2 separate regions of the Homo sapiens genome follow, and region 1 is linked to region 2. The links are chromatin loops, found by intact Hi-C in ENCODE. Cell type or tissue: PC-9. All regions are shown on one strand. Each heading gives the region's core, and the rest is flanking DNA. Links, peaks and the distances in the headings are about the cores only.

Evidence for each region. Hi-C counts contacts between places; a loop is a spot of excess contacts. Peaks named below come from ENCODE experiments on the same cell type or tissue, not always from the same donor. Only the 100,000 strongest peaks of a DNase experiment are listed, where the experiment ranks them.
Region 1: it touches region 2 in a loop (4-fold over the local background); 2 of 110 quality-filtered maps call a loop at or near these places.

The regions. Positions count from the first base shown.
Region 1 is chr9:105,184,452-105,192,781 of GRCh38, reverse strand. No RefSeq gene overlaps it. Among named protein-coding and RNA genes, the nearest start is that of SLC44A1, 56 kb to the left of the region's middle. In PC-9, for the core only: a CTCF peak has its summit at 4,000; DNase peaks (open chromatin) are centred at 901 and 4,811; H3K27ac peaks cover 2,437 bases.
Region 2 is chr9:105,123,684-105,132,013 of GRCh38, reverse strand. All of the region lies in intron 2 of LOC105376197 (a long non-coding RNA gene), which reads right to left. Among named protein-coding and RNA genes, the nearest start is that of SLC44A1, 120 kb to the left of the region's middle. In PC-9, for the core only: no CTCF peak of the experiment used is centred there; DNase peaks (open chromatin) are centred at 3,973 and 4,725; H3K27ac peaks cover 2,068 bases.

The sequences.
Region 1 (8,330 bases), core at 193-8,192, 61 kb before region 2:
TTGTAACAGCAACGGGGCCAGGCTCAGTGGCTCATGCCTGTAATCCCAGCACTTTGGGAAGCCAAGGTGGGCAGATCACTTGAGGTCAGGAGTTTGAGACCAGCCTGGCCAACATGGTGAACCCTGTCTCTACTAAAAATACAAAAATTAGCTGTGCATGGTGGCATGCACCTGTAGTCCCAGCTACTCGGGAGGCTGAGGCAGGAGAATCACTTGAACCCGGGAGGTAGAGGTGCAGTGGGCCAAGATCGCACCACTGCACTCCAGGCTCGGTGACAGAATGAGACTCCTGTCTCAAAGTAAAAAGAAAAAAATGGGAAGCAAAGGGAGGATTTTGGCTGCTTTTGCATTTTGAAGCCCTGAGAGATTCGTTTTCTTTCAGGGTACCTTGGAAAAGAGAATAGTTTAAGAGCAGCCTCAAGGGAGTCCAGACAACAGAAGAAAAGTTAAAGAGTCAGGAGAGTTTTGTTTTTTTTGTTTTTTGTTTTTTTTTTTGGAGACTTAGACAAATTTCAGTGTGCTGATGAATCCAACACAGTCCCAACTATCCTGTCATAGGAAATGAAATTTTGATCTGAAGTCAGGTTTCAGAAACACTCAGGAAAGTCTGTAAACCTAGCAAAACCCCAATTCAGCTGCTTTCTCACGCTCTTCAAAAGTACTCTGAATCCTGTCCTTTTCTTTTCCTTGACTGAAGTGGCTGTAGCACTAAAGAGTTGGCTAGCCAAGGTCATGGCTCTGGTGTAAAATGACCTAGTTTCCCAGATCACTCCTCCTGGGCAGCTAGACCCACTGTTGTCTCCTGTTTGATTGTGAAAGCATTGAACTTTCGACTTACAAAACCGCAAACTGAAAAATGGGTGTCGTTTTAAGTCACGAAATTTGTGGTAATTTTTATGTAGCAATAGAGAACAAATACAAACACCTTCCTCTTTCATTCCTCAGAAAAAAAGTTGAGAAGACCCATTACTCAGCTGTATGCACAAGGAAAAAGGGCATTCCTAGAATATGGGTGTGGATCTCTATAAAACAGGCATTTGTGAGTACAACTCCCTTTTTGAGAAAGGATCTGGGTGTCTGAATCCTCACTAATGAAACCGTGGAAATACTGATTCCAACCTAATAGAGGAGTCTCTCCTCTTTAGAGTATAGCAGATCCAACTCAACGGTTGCAGCACATTTAAAGTCCGCTAAAATGTGCAGCGAGTATTGCACACAGTAACACAACGGGACTAATAAAAGGATAAGAAAACAGAGTCTAGGCGCAGTAGCTCACGCCTGTAACCTCAGTGCTTTGGGAGGCCAAGGCGGGAGGATCACCTGAGGTCAGGGGCTCGAGACCAGCCTGACCAAGATGGTGAAACCCCGTCTCTACTAAATACAAAAAATTAGCCCAGTGTGGTGGCTCATGCCTGTAATCTCAGCTACTTGGAAGGCTGAGGCACCAGAATTGCTTGAATCTGGCAGGCAGAGGTTGCAGTGAGCTGAGACGACACCATTGCACTCCAGCCTGGGCGACAGAGTGAGACTCCATCTTTGTTGTTGTTGTTTTTTCTTTTTTTTTTTTTGAGACGGAGTCTCGCTCTGTCGCCCAGGCTGGAGTGCAGTGGTACGATCTCAGCTCACTGCAAGCTCCGCCTCCCGGGTTCATGCCATTCTCCTGCCTCAGTCTCCCCGTAGCTGGGACTACAGGCGCCCACTACCACGCCCAGCAAATTTTTTGTATTTTTAGTAGAGACGGGGTTTCACAGTGTTAGCCAGGATGGTCTCGATCTCCTGACCTTGTGATCCGCCCGCCTCGGCCTCCCAAAGTGCTGGGATTACAGGTGTGAGCCACCGCGCCCGGCCTGAGACTCCATCTTTAAAAAAAAAAAAAAGGGAAACGGGACTGCTGGGGGCAGGAGGTGGCCAAGGTGGTCGACTAGAAGCAGGTAGTGTGCGTAGCTCTCACAGAGAGGAATCAAAGGGGTGAGTAAATACAGTACCTTCATTGAAACATCCAGGTACATGCATTGGGACTAATCAAGGAAACAACTTGACCCATGGAGAATGGAGAATAGCAGGGCAGGACAGTAGCTCACTCAGGAGTGCCACAGAGCCAGGGGAGCCTCCCCCTGCCCAGGGAAGTGGTGAGAGCATATGTGACCCTGGGAACCCACCCTGTTCCCAAAGATCTTTGTAATCCTTGTGTCAGGAGATCCCCTCGTGAACCCACTCCACCAGGGCCTTCAGTCTGACACACAGAGCTACATGGAGCCTTGGCAGAGCAGCTGCTCAGGTACATGCAGAGACCCAGGAGCCTTAGATACCTGGGCTTTCTGGGCTTCCTGACAAAAGTAGCTGCAATTCCAGCAAAGTGGGAGGTTAGACCCCCCTAGGAAAGGGGCTGAATCCAGGGGGCCGAGCAGTGACATTCTGCAGGTTCCACTTCCATGACACCTCACAGGATAAGACCCACTGGCTTGGAATTCCAGCCAGCCACCAATAGCAGTGCTGCACTTCCCTGGGACAGAACTTACAGGGGAAGGGACAGGTCACCATCTTTGCTGCTTGGGCTACTTAGCTGTTCCAGTCCTGGCTTTGGCGAGTCCAGGCTGACCGGGGATGGAAGTAGTCCCCCAGCACAGCACAGCTGCTCTACGAAAATGTGGCCAGACTGCTTTTTAAAGCAGGTTCCTGTTCCCATTCCTCCTCACTGGGCAGGACCTCACAACCAGGGTCTCCAGCCACTCTCGCCAGTGTTCTTCGGCTGACAGAGATTTGAAACCTCCCTGGGATAGAGCTCCCAGAGAGGGACCGGGCCACCATCTTTGCTGCTGGGCAACTTAGCCATTCTAGCCTTTGGAGAGTCCAAGCCAACCCAGGACGGAAGCGGTCCCCCAGCATAGCACAACGGCTTTACATAAACGTGGCTCAACAATTTTTTAAGTGGGTCCCTGAACCTGTTTCTCCTCACTGGATGGGACCTCCCAGATGGGGTCACCAGCCACCTCCTACAGGTATGTTCAGGCCAGCAACAGATTCGTACCTCTCTGGCACAGAGTTCCCAGAGGGAGAGAAAGGCTGCTGTCTTTGCTGTTTTATAGCCTTCACTGTTGATACCTTCAGGTTCTAGAAAATCCAAGGTGACTAGGGAATGGAGCAGGCCCTCAGCATACTGCAGCAGCCCTACGGAAAAGTTGCCATACTTATATGGGTGTCCGTTCCCATACTTCCTTACTGGGAAGGTCCTCCAGGCCTGGGTCTCCAGCCACCCTGCCACCAGAGCTATCGAGTCAATGGAAGCTCTGCAACTCCCTGGACAGAACCCTCAGGGGCAACTGAAAGCTCTCTGCCACCACCTGTGCAATGGAACTGCCCTTACTACCCTCAGACTAACATAGGAGCAAAGACTCTAAGTGCCTTATCCACACCTCCAGCAAGCTGCAGTTAACCCAAGGAGAGGAGGTCAATCGGTGTCCCACAGGAACCCCTCCCCCACCGATCTGCTCATCACTAGACAGGGAACCCCTGTCCCACAGCATAGACTCTCCATCCTGGAGTGATTGCATTGAGCGATTGCTGACCTGCATCACTCTGGGGTGGAGCCCCCAGTAGACAAGCAAAAGACCCTTGACCACAACCATTACTAAGGTCGCTTCGTCTCCTACCTCCAAGTTGGGGAAGGAGATAATCCCAGAGCTGCAGTGGGCAGTCCAGCAGTGTCAAGCCATAATCTGCAGCCAGCACTCAAGGGGGAGAAGAACCCACAGTTTCAGAGCCACTTTCAGAACACTGAGAGGGAACATGGCTGCAACTGTGAGGAAACTTAGGGGCCATACAACTTAGCAAGAGTCTACCAACTGACCAATAAGTCTTAAGTGCCACCTGCTGGATTACACCTCAAAGCTTTCAACACAAAAAACACCTCACTAACATACCCTCCTCTGAAACCAGAGACAAAAAGCCAGCTTCAAGTAAAGACCCTGCACAAAGCTATGGCCCAGTGAAAACATCCAGAAAAGAAGTCTACTGACTGTACTCAATCTACACTGCAGTTAAAGGAAAATCCACATGATGAGATGAGAAAGAACCAATGCAAGTACTCGGTGTCACATGTCCTTCAAACAACTGTACCAGTTCTCCAACAAGAGTTCTTAACCAGGTTGAACTGGCAAGAATAACAGAAATAAAATTCAGAATATGGATAGGAACAAAGTCATTGAGATGCAGGAGGATGCAAAAACCCAATTCAATGAAACAAAGAACCAAAATAAAACAATACAGGAGCTGAAGGACAAAATAGCTGGTATAAAAAAGAACCTAGGCTGGGTGCGGTGGCTCATGCCTGTAATCCCAGCACTTTGGGAGGCCGACGCAGGTGGATTGCGAGGTCAGGAGATCGAGACCATCCTGGCTAACATGGTGAAACCCCATCTCTACTAAAAATACAAAAAAATTAGCCAGGCGCGGTGGCGGGCACCTGTAGTTGCAGCTACTCGGGAGGCTGAGGCACGAGAATGGCGTGAACCCGGGAGGCGGAGCTTGCAGTGAGCCGAGATTGTGCCGCTGCACTCCAGCCTGGGCGACTCCGTCTCAAAAAAAAAAAAGAACCTAACAGACCAGACAGAGTTCAATAACACAATACAAGAATTTCACAATGCAATCACAACTATTAACAGCAGAATAAATCAACAGCAGGCTCTCAGAACTTGAAGACTGGCTCTCTGAAAGAAGACAATCAGACAAAAAAAAAAAAAAGGAATAAAAAGGAATGAACAAAACCTCCTAGAAGTATGGAGTTATGCAAAGAGGTCAAATCTATGAATCACTGGCATGATTCATAGGGGAGGGGGAGAAAGCAAACAACTTGGAAAACATATTTCAGGTTGTTGGCCAAGAAAACTTCTCTAACATTGCTAGAGAGGCCGACAGTCAAATTCAGGAAATTCAGAGAACTCCTGCAAGATTCCACCCAAGAAGACCATCCCCAAGACATATAATTGCCAGATTTTTCCAAGGTCAAAATGAAAAAAAGAATATTAAAGGCAGCTAAAGTAAAAGAACAGGTCATCTATAAAGGGAACCCCATCACGCTAACAGTGAACCTCTCAGCTGAAACCCTTCAAGCCAGTAGAAAATGGGGCCTATATTCAACTTCTTAAACAAAAAAATCTTGGGCCAGACACGCTGGCTCACACCTGTAATCCCAGCACTTTGGGAGGCCGAGGTGGATGGATCACCTGAGGTCAGGAGTTTGAGACTAGCCTGGCCAACATGGTGAAACCCCCATCTCTACTAAAGATACAAAAATTAGCTCGGCCTGGTGGCACATGCCTGTAATCTCAGCTACTCGGGAGGCTGAGGCAGGAGAATCACTTAAACCCGGGAGGTGGAGGTTGCAGTGAGCTGAGATCGTGTCCATTGCACACCAGCCCAGGCAACAAAAGCAAAACTCTGTCTCAAAAAAAAAATCTTCAACCAAGAATTTCATATTCAGCCAAACTAAACTTCCTAAGGGAAAGAGAAATAAGCTACTTTTTAGATAAGCAGATGTTGAGGGAGTTCATTATCACCAGGCCTGCCTCACAAGAGATCTTGAAAGGAGCAGTAAATATAGAAAAGAAAGACCACTACAAACTAATAAAACATCACACTTAAACATACAGACCAAGGCCAGGCACAGTGGTCCATCCCTGTAATCCCAGCACTTTGGGAGGCTGAGGCAGGCAAATCACCTGAGGTCGGGAGTTCGAGACCAGCCCGACCAACATGGAGAAAACCTGCCTCTACTGAAAATACAAAATTAACCAGGCGTGGTGGTGCATGCCTGTAGTCCCAGCTACTCAGGAGGCTGAGGCAGGAGAATCCTTGAACCCAGGAGGCGGAGGTTGCAGTGAGCCGAGATCGCGCCATTGCACTCCAGCCAGGGCAACAAGAGCGAAACTCTGCCTCAACAAAACAAAACAAAACAAAACACACAGACCAATGACACTAGAAAGTAACCACACAAACAAGCCAGCCTAATAACCAGCTAACAATACAATGACAGAACCAGAGCCACAGATATCAATACTCACCTTGAATTTAAACAGGCTAAATGTCCCACTTAAAAGGCACAGAATGGCAAGCTGGATAAAGAAGCAAGACCCAATGGTACACTGTTTTCAAGAGACCTGTCTTACATGTAATGACACCTATAGGCTCAAAATAAAGGGATGGAGGAAAATATACCAAGCAAACAGAAAACAGAAAAAGGCAGGGTTTGCAATCCTAATTTCAGACAAAACAGACTTTAAGCCAACAAAGATCGAAAAAGACAAAGAAGGGTATTACATAATGGTAAAGGATTCATTTCAGCAAGAAGACCTATCTATCCTAAATATACATGCACTCAACACAGCCATACCCAGATTCATAAAGCAAGTTCTTAGAGACCTACAAAAAGACATAGACTTCCACACAATAATAATGGGAGAATTCAACACTTTACTGACAGCATTAGACAGATAATCAAGTCAGAAAATTAACAAAGACATTCAAGGACCTGAATTCAACATTGAACCAGCTGTATCTGATAGACCTCTACAGAACTCTCCACCCCAAAACAGCAGAATATACATTCTTCTCAATGCCACATGGCAAATACTCTAAATTTGACCACATAATTGGACATAAAACTATCCTCAGCAAATATTAAAGAAATGAAATCATACCAAACACACTTTTGGACCACAGCACAATAAAAATAGAAGTCAAGACTAAGAAAATAATTCAAAATCATGCAATTACATGGAAATTAAAATAACGTGCTCCTGAATGACTTTTGGGTAGTTAATTAAATTAAGGCAGAAATCAAGAAGTTCTTTGAAACTAATGGGAACAAAGATACAACATACCAGAATCTCTGGGACACAACTAAGGCAGTGTTAAGAGGGAAAGTCATAGCACTAAAAGCGCATGTCAAAAAGTTAGAAACAACTCAAATTAACAGTGTAACATCACAACAGAAAGAATTAGAGAAGCAAGAGCAAATCAACCCCAAAGTTAGCAGACGAAAAGAAATAACCAAAATCAGAGCTAAACAGAAGGAAATTGAGACACAAAAAAACCATTCAGAAGATAAACAAATCCAGGAGTTTGTTTTTTGAAAAAATTAACAAGATAGATAGGTTGCTAGCTAGACTAATAAAGAAAAGAGAATCAATACAATTAGAAATAAAGGGAATGTTACCACTGACCCCACAGAAATAAAAATAATCATCAGAAACTACTACAAACACCTCTGTGCACACAAAGTAGAAAACCTACAAAAGAAAGATAAATTCCTAGACACCTACATCTCCCAAGACTGAACCAGGAAATTGATTCCCTGAACAGAACAATAACAAGATCAATAATTGAATCAGTAATAAATAGGCTACCAACCAAAAAAAGCCCAGGACCTGATGGATTCACAGCTAAAGTCTATCAGATGTACAAAGAAGAGCTGGCACCATTCCTACTGAAACTATTCCAAAAAATTGAGGAGGAGGAACTCCTCCCCAACTCATTCTATGAGGCCAGCATCATCCTAATACCAAAATCTGGCAGAGACACAACAAAAAAATAAAACTATGGGCCAATATTCTTAATGAACATTCATGCAAAAATCCTCAACAAAATACTTGCAGATTGAATCCAGCAGCACATCAAAAAATGAATCCACCACAATCAATAGGCTTCATCCCAGGATGCAAGATTGCTTCAACATATACAAATCAATAAATGTGATTTATCACACAAAAAGAACCAAAGACAAAAACCACATGACTATCTCAATAGATGCAGAAAAGGCTTTCAATAAAATTAAACACTTTTCATGTTAAAAAACTCTTAATGTACGAGGTATTGAAGAAACATACCTCAAAATAATAAGAGCCATCTATGACAAACCCACAGCCAACATCGTACTGAATCGGCAAAAGCTGGAAGCATTCCTCTTGAAGCCAGCACAAGCCTTCTCTCACCACTCCTATTCAACATAGTATTAGAAGTTCTAGCAAGAGCAATCAAGCAAGAGAAAGAAATAAAGGGCATTCAAACAGGAAGAGAGGAAGTCAAATGATCTCTGTTTGCAGACAACGTGATCCTATATCTCAAAAAACTCACAGTCTCGGCCCAAAAGAGAGCTGTTTATCAACTCCTTCAGCAGATAAACAACTTCAGCAAGTTTCAGTATACAAACTCAATGTCCAAAAATTCACTGACATTCTGATACACCAACAACAGCCAAACTGAGAGCCAAAGCAGAAAGGCAATCCCATTCACAATTGCCACAAAAAGAATAAAATGCCTAGGAATACAGCTAA
Region 2 (8,330 bases), core at 149-8,148:
TTTATCTGGCTTTAGACTTAGCATTTACTTTGGGATTTATACTGTTGCTTCTCTCTTCTGCATATTGATGTTTATTGGGCTCTCCAGTGGTCCCTTGACTTGTCTATGGAGCCCTTTCTTTTTGTCACCTATTCTGAAGGGAATTTCATCCAAGTGATGCTGATCAGGCCATGCTCCACATCCCTCCCTGGCACCTGGCTTCGAGCTTATAGGTGCAGCTCCCTTGGGATTGGAGCTGCTTTCTCCACGGAGCCCCCATGGGTGCTGTGTGGGTCTTAATCCAGACTCTACTAAGCATAGCCTGTTTACTCATGGCTGCCGCCCCTCGAGGCTGAGTCTGTCTCATCTCTGTCCCTGCAGCATCCAGGACAGAGCCTGGCACAGAGCAGGCTCAGTCCTGTTTGTCACAGGATTGGGGAAATATGCATGGTGGCCTGACTGTGGTTGGTACCCTGCTTTTCTCTGGTCATCCTCTGGGTTCAAGTGCAGTTTATCAGACCTGCTCCTTAGAGTCTCATGTTTTGAAATTGCTTCTTTTGAGAAAGCACAGAGTCCCTTCTCTACTCCGGAACAAATCACAGACACAGGGCCCAGCAAAAGACTTAACTAGAAATAAAAAGACCTGCTTTCCTACCTTCCCTCACCAGTCTGTCTGTAGTGTATTGCAGTGGAGTGTAGTGGTTAAGAATATGGATCCTGAAATCATACTACCTGGTCTCAAATCCTGGCTCTACTACTTAGTAGCTGTGTCACTGGTGGCAAAAGACTTTGTTACCTGTGCCTCAGTTTCCTCATCTGTCAAACAGGAATAATAACAGGACCAACTTCATAGGGCTATTAGGAGAATTAGATGTGTTAATATGAGTAATGTGCTTGTAACAGCACGTGGTACGCAGCAGGCATTCTAGAAGTGTTTGCTGTTGCTATTGTTCTCTACCTTCATTACTGACTCCAGTAAGGGTCCTCTGACTTTGTTCCCTCCTGTGTTCCTGGACTAACCCCTGACCTTCCCTCTCCTGGAACTCAACTTTTAGACCTCAGTCTCATGCTGTGGTCCACACAGTCAAATACTTGCAAACACATATTTCTAGTTGGTTACTCAGTTATAACCCAGGAGATGTCCAGCCTCATTCTTTTTTTGCCCATGCTAAAGTGCAGTGGTATGATCTCAGCTCACTGCAACCTCCACCTCCCAGGTTCAAGCAATTCTCCTGCCTGAGACTCCTGAGTAGCTGGGATTACAGGCACCTGCCACCACGCCCGGCTAATTTTTGTATTTTTAGTAGAGATGGAGTTTTGCCATGTTGGCCAGGCTGGTCTTGAACTCCTGACCTTAAGTGGTCTGCCCGCCTCGGCCTCCCAAAGTGCTGGGGTTACAGGTGTGAGCCACCGCACCCGGCTGCCTCATTCTTTGTGTTAGTGTCACCTGACCTACTCCTGGTCCTTTCCTCAGGTAAGTCCTGGCCCGAACATTGCTTTTTTTTTTATTTTTTTTGAGATAGAGTTTTGCTCTTGTCACCCAGGCTGGAGTGCAATCTTGGCTCACTGCAACCTCTGCCTCCCAGGTTCAAGTGATTCTCCTGCCTCAGCCTCCTGAGTAGCTGGATTACAGGTGCCTGCCACCATGCCTGGCTAATTTTTTTGTATTTTTAGTGGAGACAGGGTTTCACCGTGTTGGCCAGGCTGGTCTCAAACTCCTGACCTCAGGTGATTCACCCGCCTCGGCTTCCCAAAGTGCTGGGATTACAGGCATGAGCCACCGTGCCTGGCCAAACGTTGTTCTTTTAATGGCCAATTAGGGTGGCTGTAAAGGAGTAAGGTTTGTCTAGTTTGCTACACCAAGAGTTGGCAAACTTTTTTTGTAAAGGCCTAGATAGGAAATATTTTAAGCTTTGTAGACCACCCATGGTCTCTCTCACTCCTCTTTCTCCTCCTCCTCCTCATCTTCCTCCTCCTTCCTTTTGTTCTTCCTCACAACCCTTTAACAATGTAAAAACCATCCTTAACTTGAGGACTGTTTACTGAAAGAGGTCCTGAGCTACATTTGGCCCTTAGGCCATGATTTGTAGACTTCTGTGCTAGGCAACACATTCCATGAGGGCAGGAACAAGTCTGTCTTCTCTATGGTCTAGCTACTAACCTGCAACATGGCAGATCCTCTATTTGTACCTGTCAAACGAATGAATAAATGGATTCAAATGAGTCTCTGGCTTCCAAACTTAAGAGAAAGAATCCCCATGTAAATTCTATAGTGAACAGAAGAACCCCTGGGAAGGGATCTATTAAGTTTGGCTCTTTGCTCTGTCTGCAGTTACCCAAGGGCATAGGTGTCTTTCCATGGGGTACACCTTAGCCTAAGTACCTACCTGCAATTCTAGTGCCTTCTTTTTTCAGCCAAGAACAGAGTTCTTCCCGCAGCCTCAGTTCTATAGTAAACTATGCCAGCAGTGTGCTGGTAAGTATTTAACAACCAGCTGCCCAACAAGCAAGCGAACAATCCCTGACTTATATAGCATTTGCCAATTTCCATGGTGTAAATACTTCTGCCATGGCCAATTTCAAGCTACAGATGTGAAGACACTAAACATGAATCTGGGAGGAGATAATGCACAATCAGCTCTCTCCAGCTGTAGCTTACCACTAACCATACTCTCTTCCCTGCCCACTCCTGCAGCCCTATGGACTACACACCTCCTGGGAGAAAACTTGACAGAAACCTTAGTTTCCACTGTTGCTGCCCCAGGATTAGGCTCTTCTCTGTGTTTTGGTGGATGGGTAGCATTATCTTACTCTCTCAGACTTCCTGGATTTCAGCTTTGCCTGCTTTGATCCCCAATCCCTGACTGTTCGTTTGACCCCCTGACTCCCTGGGATTCTTGCAGAGTGCAGGAGGCCATACAGTTCCTGATCAACCCTGGCTTCCTGGCTCTCACATGTCTGACATGCTTCTGAGCACAGAGAAGAATAAACACTCCACCGCCTGCAGGGTCTTCTGTTTTTCAGGCTGGGGCTTGTGTGGTCCCTCCCTTCCAGTTCTTGCAGCACACCTCTCTTGACTGCCCCGTTCCCTTCTATCCTCAGTTCCCAGCTCAGTTTTCCTTCCCTATCCTTTATTCCTAATTAGCACCATCTGTCTGCTAACCCCGTACATGCTCTTCACCTTTATTGTTTCACACAAAAATTAATTACTGAGTACTTTTTGTGTGCCAGACTCTGTCTAGGCCCTGGGATACATCAGTGAACAAAACAGATAGGGATTCCCTGCCCTTGGGGGAACTTTATATTAAAGTGCAAAGGGCTGGGCATGGTGGTTCACATCTATAATCCCAGCACCTTGGGAGGCTGAGGCCGGCAGATCACTTGAGGTCAGGAGTTCGAGACTAGCCTGGCCAACATGGTGAAACCCCGTTCTTACTAAAAATCCAAATATTAGCTGGGCCTGGTAGTGCAGGCCTGTAATCCCAGCTACTCGGGAGGCTGAGGAACCCAGGCAGCAGAGGTTGCAGAGAGCCAAGATCACACCACTGCACTCCAGCCTGGGCGACAGAGCGAGACTCTGTCTCAAGAAAAAAAAAAAAAAGTGCAAGTAAGCACATGCTAAGCAATAGGCATAATAATAAAATAAATAATACATTATAAAAGAAGATTATACGCATGATGAAAAAGCGAGCAGGGAAAGATGGGTTAGCCATGCTGATAAGAGGCAAGTAGTTAGAAAAGCATTTTGAGAAAGTGACATTTGAGCAAAGTATTAAAAAAGGTTCCGTGTGTCCAGTAGCCTGATTCACAGCACTTAATTCAACATCAACGTCAGGTCATACAGGTATGCAGCTTGACTTCAGCCTGAGAACTTCCAAGACTTCAAGTTTCTCACAGAGACACTATTTCCGGTAAGAGAGAGGCAGGAAGTGTTGTGGTTATTGTTTGAGCTTTGTTGTAGAAAACATGAGTTGGAATCCTGGCTCTGAGGCCAATTAGGGCAGCTGTAGAGGCCTGAGGTTTACCTAATCTGCTAGATACTGGGTTTCCTGAAGGTGGTGGCTAAGTCTGTCTTGTCTACCAATATAGCCTAGTGCCTGTGCCTAGCGGAGTAGTGTCTGACACATAGGGGGAACTCTGTTAACACTTGCTAAATGAAAGAGTTCAAAGTTATGGCTTTGGTTTGTTTATTAACCCCATTGTCCGGGGAACATTGGTTAACCTTTCTGAGCCCACCATTCCTTATGTGCAAAATGAGTATGTTAATCATGATGGTACCAGTTCCCACCTCACAGAGTTGCTGTGTGGATTAAATTGTAATAATTCATAATGCATGTAGAGTACTTGGCACAGCGCCTAGAAGACAGTGAGTGCTCACTCAGTGTTAGAAATGGTCACTTGTTAGAGTCAGCGTACTGAATTAAATGTTCTCCATTTTGCCAGGTGCAGTGGCTCACGCCTGTAATCTCCAATACTTTGGGAGGCCGAGGTGGGTGGATCACGAGGTTATGAGATCGAGACCATCCTGGCCAACATGGTGAAACCCCGTCTCTACTAAAAATACAAAAATTAGCTGGGCATGGTGGCACATGCCTGTATTCCCAGCTACTTGGGAGGCTGAGGCAGGAGAATTGCATGAACTCGGGAAGCGGAGCTTGCAGTGAGCCGAGATTGCGCCACTGCATTCCAGCCTGGTGACAGAGTGAGACTCCATCTCAAAAAAAAAAAAAAGTTCTCCAACTTGAGATAATAATATGAAAAGATTCCTTGCTTCCTTAATCACTTAGTCTCATGGACTAAGCCCTCACAGTGCCTATTATAACCACTAAGGGAGTGAGAGGTGTGTGTGTGCATGTGCAGGGGAAGTAGATGCTGGATAGAGTGGGGCCTGAGAGCCTGCGGACAGAGGAGAGAGCCCAGACATCAGGACTGAGGTCTCTGGAGCACCATAGCCAGAGCAGAGGCGGTTGTCTAAACAGCCAGGATTGGGACGAGGATTTACAGTGTCCATATAACAGCATAGGGCAAAGGAATTAATAAAATATTAGCTGAGAACCGGCTGGGCGCGGTGGCTCACGCCTGTAATCCCAGCACTTTGGGAGGCCGAGGCAGGCGGATCACGAGGTCAGGAGATCGAGAGCGTCCTGGCTAACACGGTGAAACCCCGTCTCTACTAAAAATACAAAAAATTAGCGGGCGTGGTGGCGGGCGCCTGTAGTCCCAGCTACTCGGGAGGCTGAGGCAGGAGAATGGCGTGAACCCAGGAGGCGGGAGCTTGCAGTGAGCCGAGATCGTGCCAGCGCACTCCAGCCTGGGTGACAGAGCGAGACTCCGTCTCAAAAAAAAAAAAAGAAAAAAAAAACAAAACATAGCTGAGGACAAAGAGAATAGCTGTTATGAGCAGATGGGGATTGCAGGTGGGGCTTGAGGACAAGGCCTAGACCCTCAGTCCTGTGTCAGGGTCTTTCTTCATCTTAAAGTGACCATGTTTTCCCAATGATTCAAAAGCTAGTGCCTGGCATTTCTCAGCTAAGCCCTTTTTTCTCTGGCTGCTGAGCAGGATGTTTCTCTTCTCTCTTGAATGTTGAGCCAAGCTGAGCTATCTTCCTGAATTCACAGGTCTCCTTAGAAATCAGCTTTTGTCTGAGTCTGTCAGTGTAGCCTGGGCTCAGCCTGGACAGCCTTGCAGCCTGAATTCCCTGGATTTCCCAGCAGTTCTCAGCATCTACTGAACTGACTTTCTTGCCTCTTTGATTCTATCTCATCTGGTCTCCTGGGTTTGTTTTTTTACGAGGTACTCAGTCTGGAAAAAGAACCCCTACTCTCTCTGTGGGCATGGTAAGAGGTATTGCTTATGAAATCATTGGGCATATAATTGTCACTTTAGTCATTCACAATGAAAGATACACAGAAGGCAGCATCCTGACCAAAGAGGCCCAGGAGGTAGAAGGCTTCTCTTCCAACCAGACTCCTGGCTGGAAGCAAGATGTTGTATAGAAGTTAGTTGCCATCCAGAAAGTTAGCAGCATTTATTTGGGACCCGCTGCACGTCTATCCCTGTAATGAGGGAGACAGTATTTCAATGCAGAAAAGATAATGTTCCTCATCAGAATCTCTGATTATTTCATGACGACTGAGTCCTAGAAGTGGCTTTATTTTTCCAAGAAGTAAGAACACTTAAGGCTTTTTGATACATGTTGCCATATTGCCTTCCAAAACGGCTGTACCAATTCACATGCCAACTCGTTGCATTTGATTGTACCCACTTTATCATACCTTTGCCAATACTGGGTATTATTACAAGTTTTGCAATCTATATAATGGGGAGGCAAATGGTATTGCTTTGATTAAATTATCATTTTTAAATTAATGAGGAGGTTGAACATTTAAAAAAAATTGTTTGCTATGAGGATGATACTTGGTGTCCACTCCAGGGTGGGTCTGGAGGAATGTTGACTAGATTTTTTTTTTTTTTTTTTTTTTTTTTGAGATGGAGTCTCGCTCTGTAGCCCAGGCTGGAGTGCAGTGTGCGTTCTTGGCTCACTGCAACCTCTACCTCCCAGGTCTTGGTTCAATCTATTCCCTTGCCTCAACCTCTGGAGTAGCTAGGATTACAGGCATGCACCACCATGCCCAGCTAATTTTTGTATTTTTAGTAGAGACAGAGTTTCACCATGTTGGCCAGGCTGGTCTTGAACTCCTGACCTTGTGATCCACCCACCTCAGCCTCCCAAAGTGCTGGGATTACAGGTGTGAGCCACCGCGCCGGGCCTGACTAGATTTTTTTATGGCTGAGTTTTATATGTTATTTATTTTTAATTTTTTCTTTCTTTCTTTCTTTCTTTGAGATGGAGTTTCGCTCTTTCACCCAGGCTGGAGTGAAGTGGCGTGATCTCAGCTCACTGCAACCTCTGCCCCTTGGGTCCAAACGATTCTCCTGCCTCAGCCTCCCAAGAGGTGGGATTATGGGCCCCTGCCACCACGCCTGGCTAATTTTTGCATTTTTAGTAGAGATGGGGTTTCTCCATGTTGTCCAGGCTGGTCTTAAATTCTTGACCTCAGGTGATCCACCCGCCTTGGCCTCCCAAAGTGCTAGGATTACAGGCATGAGCCACCGCGCCTGTCCTATTTTTAAATTTCAACACAGTAAAATTTACTCTTTTATTGTATAATTTTGTGATTTTGACACATACATAGAGTTGTGTAACTACTTACACAACCAGAATATAAATGGTGATCTCATTCCCTGAAATTCCCTTATGTAACCTCTTTGTAGTCAAACCTTCTGTCAATCCTTAACCCCTGGCAACTACTGATCTATTCTATACCTCTATATTTTTGTGTTCTCTAGAATGTCTTTTTTTTTTTGAGATGGAGTCTCGCTCTGTCACCCAGGCTAGAGTGCAGTGGTGTGATCTCGGCTTACTGCAACCTCTGCCTCTCAGGTTCAAGCAATTCTCCTGCCTCAGCCTCCCAAGTAGCTGGGACTACAGGCATGTGCCACCATATCCAGCTAATTTTTGTATTTTTAGTAGAGACAGGATTTCACCATGTTGGGCAGGCTGGTCTCACACTCCTGATCTTAAGTGATCCACCTGTGTCAGCCTCCCAAAGTGCTGGGATTACAGGCGTGAGCCACCGTGTCTGGCCCAGTGTCTTTAATAGAGCAAAAAATGTTAAGTCTAACTTATTCACAGTGTGCTTTTGTTGTCCTACTAAAAACTCCTTGCCTAATCCAAGATTATTAAAATTTTCTCCTATATTTTCCTCTAAAAGTTTTCTAATTCTACCTTTTACATTTAGATCTGTAATGCATTTTTAAAAATTTTGTATAAGGTGTGAGTTGTAGGTCGAGATTCATGTTTTTGCATATTTATGTCCAATTGTTCCAGCACCATTTGTCAAAAAGTCTATCACTTTTTTATTTAGTTGCCTTTGCACCTTTGTCAAAAATCAATTGACCATTATGTGTATAGGTCTCTTTTTTGCTCTATTAAAGACACTGGGCCGGGCACGGTGGCCTCTCTATCTATCTTATACTCAATATCACATGACCTTTTTTTTTTTTTTTGAGTTGGAGTCTTGCTCTGTTGCCCAGGCTGGAGTGCAGTGGCGTTATCTTGGCTCACTGAAACCTCTGCCTCCCGAGTTCAAGCAATTCTCCTGCCTCAGCCTCCTGAGTAGCTGGGACTACAGGTGCATGCCACTACACCGGCTAATTTTTTGTATTTTTAGTAGAGACGGGGTTTTACCATGTTGGCCAGGCTAGTCTTGAACTCCTGATCTCAAGTGATCCGCCTGCCTCGGCCTCCCAAAGTGCTGGGATTACAGGCATGAGCCACTGTGCCCAG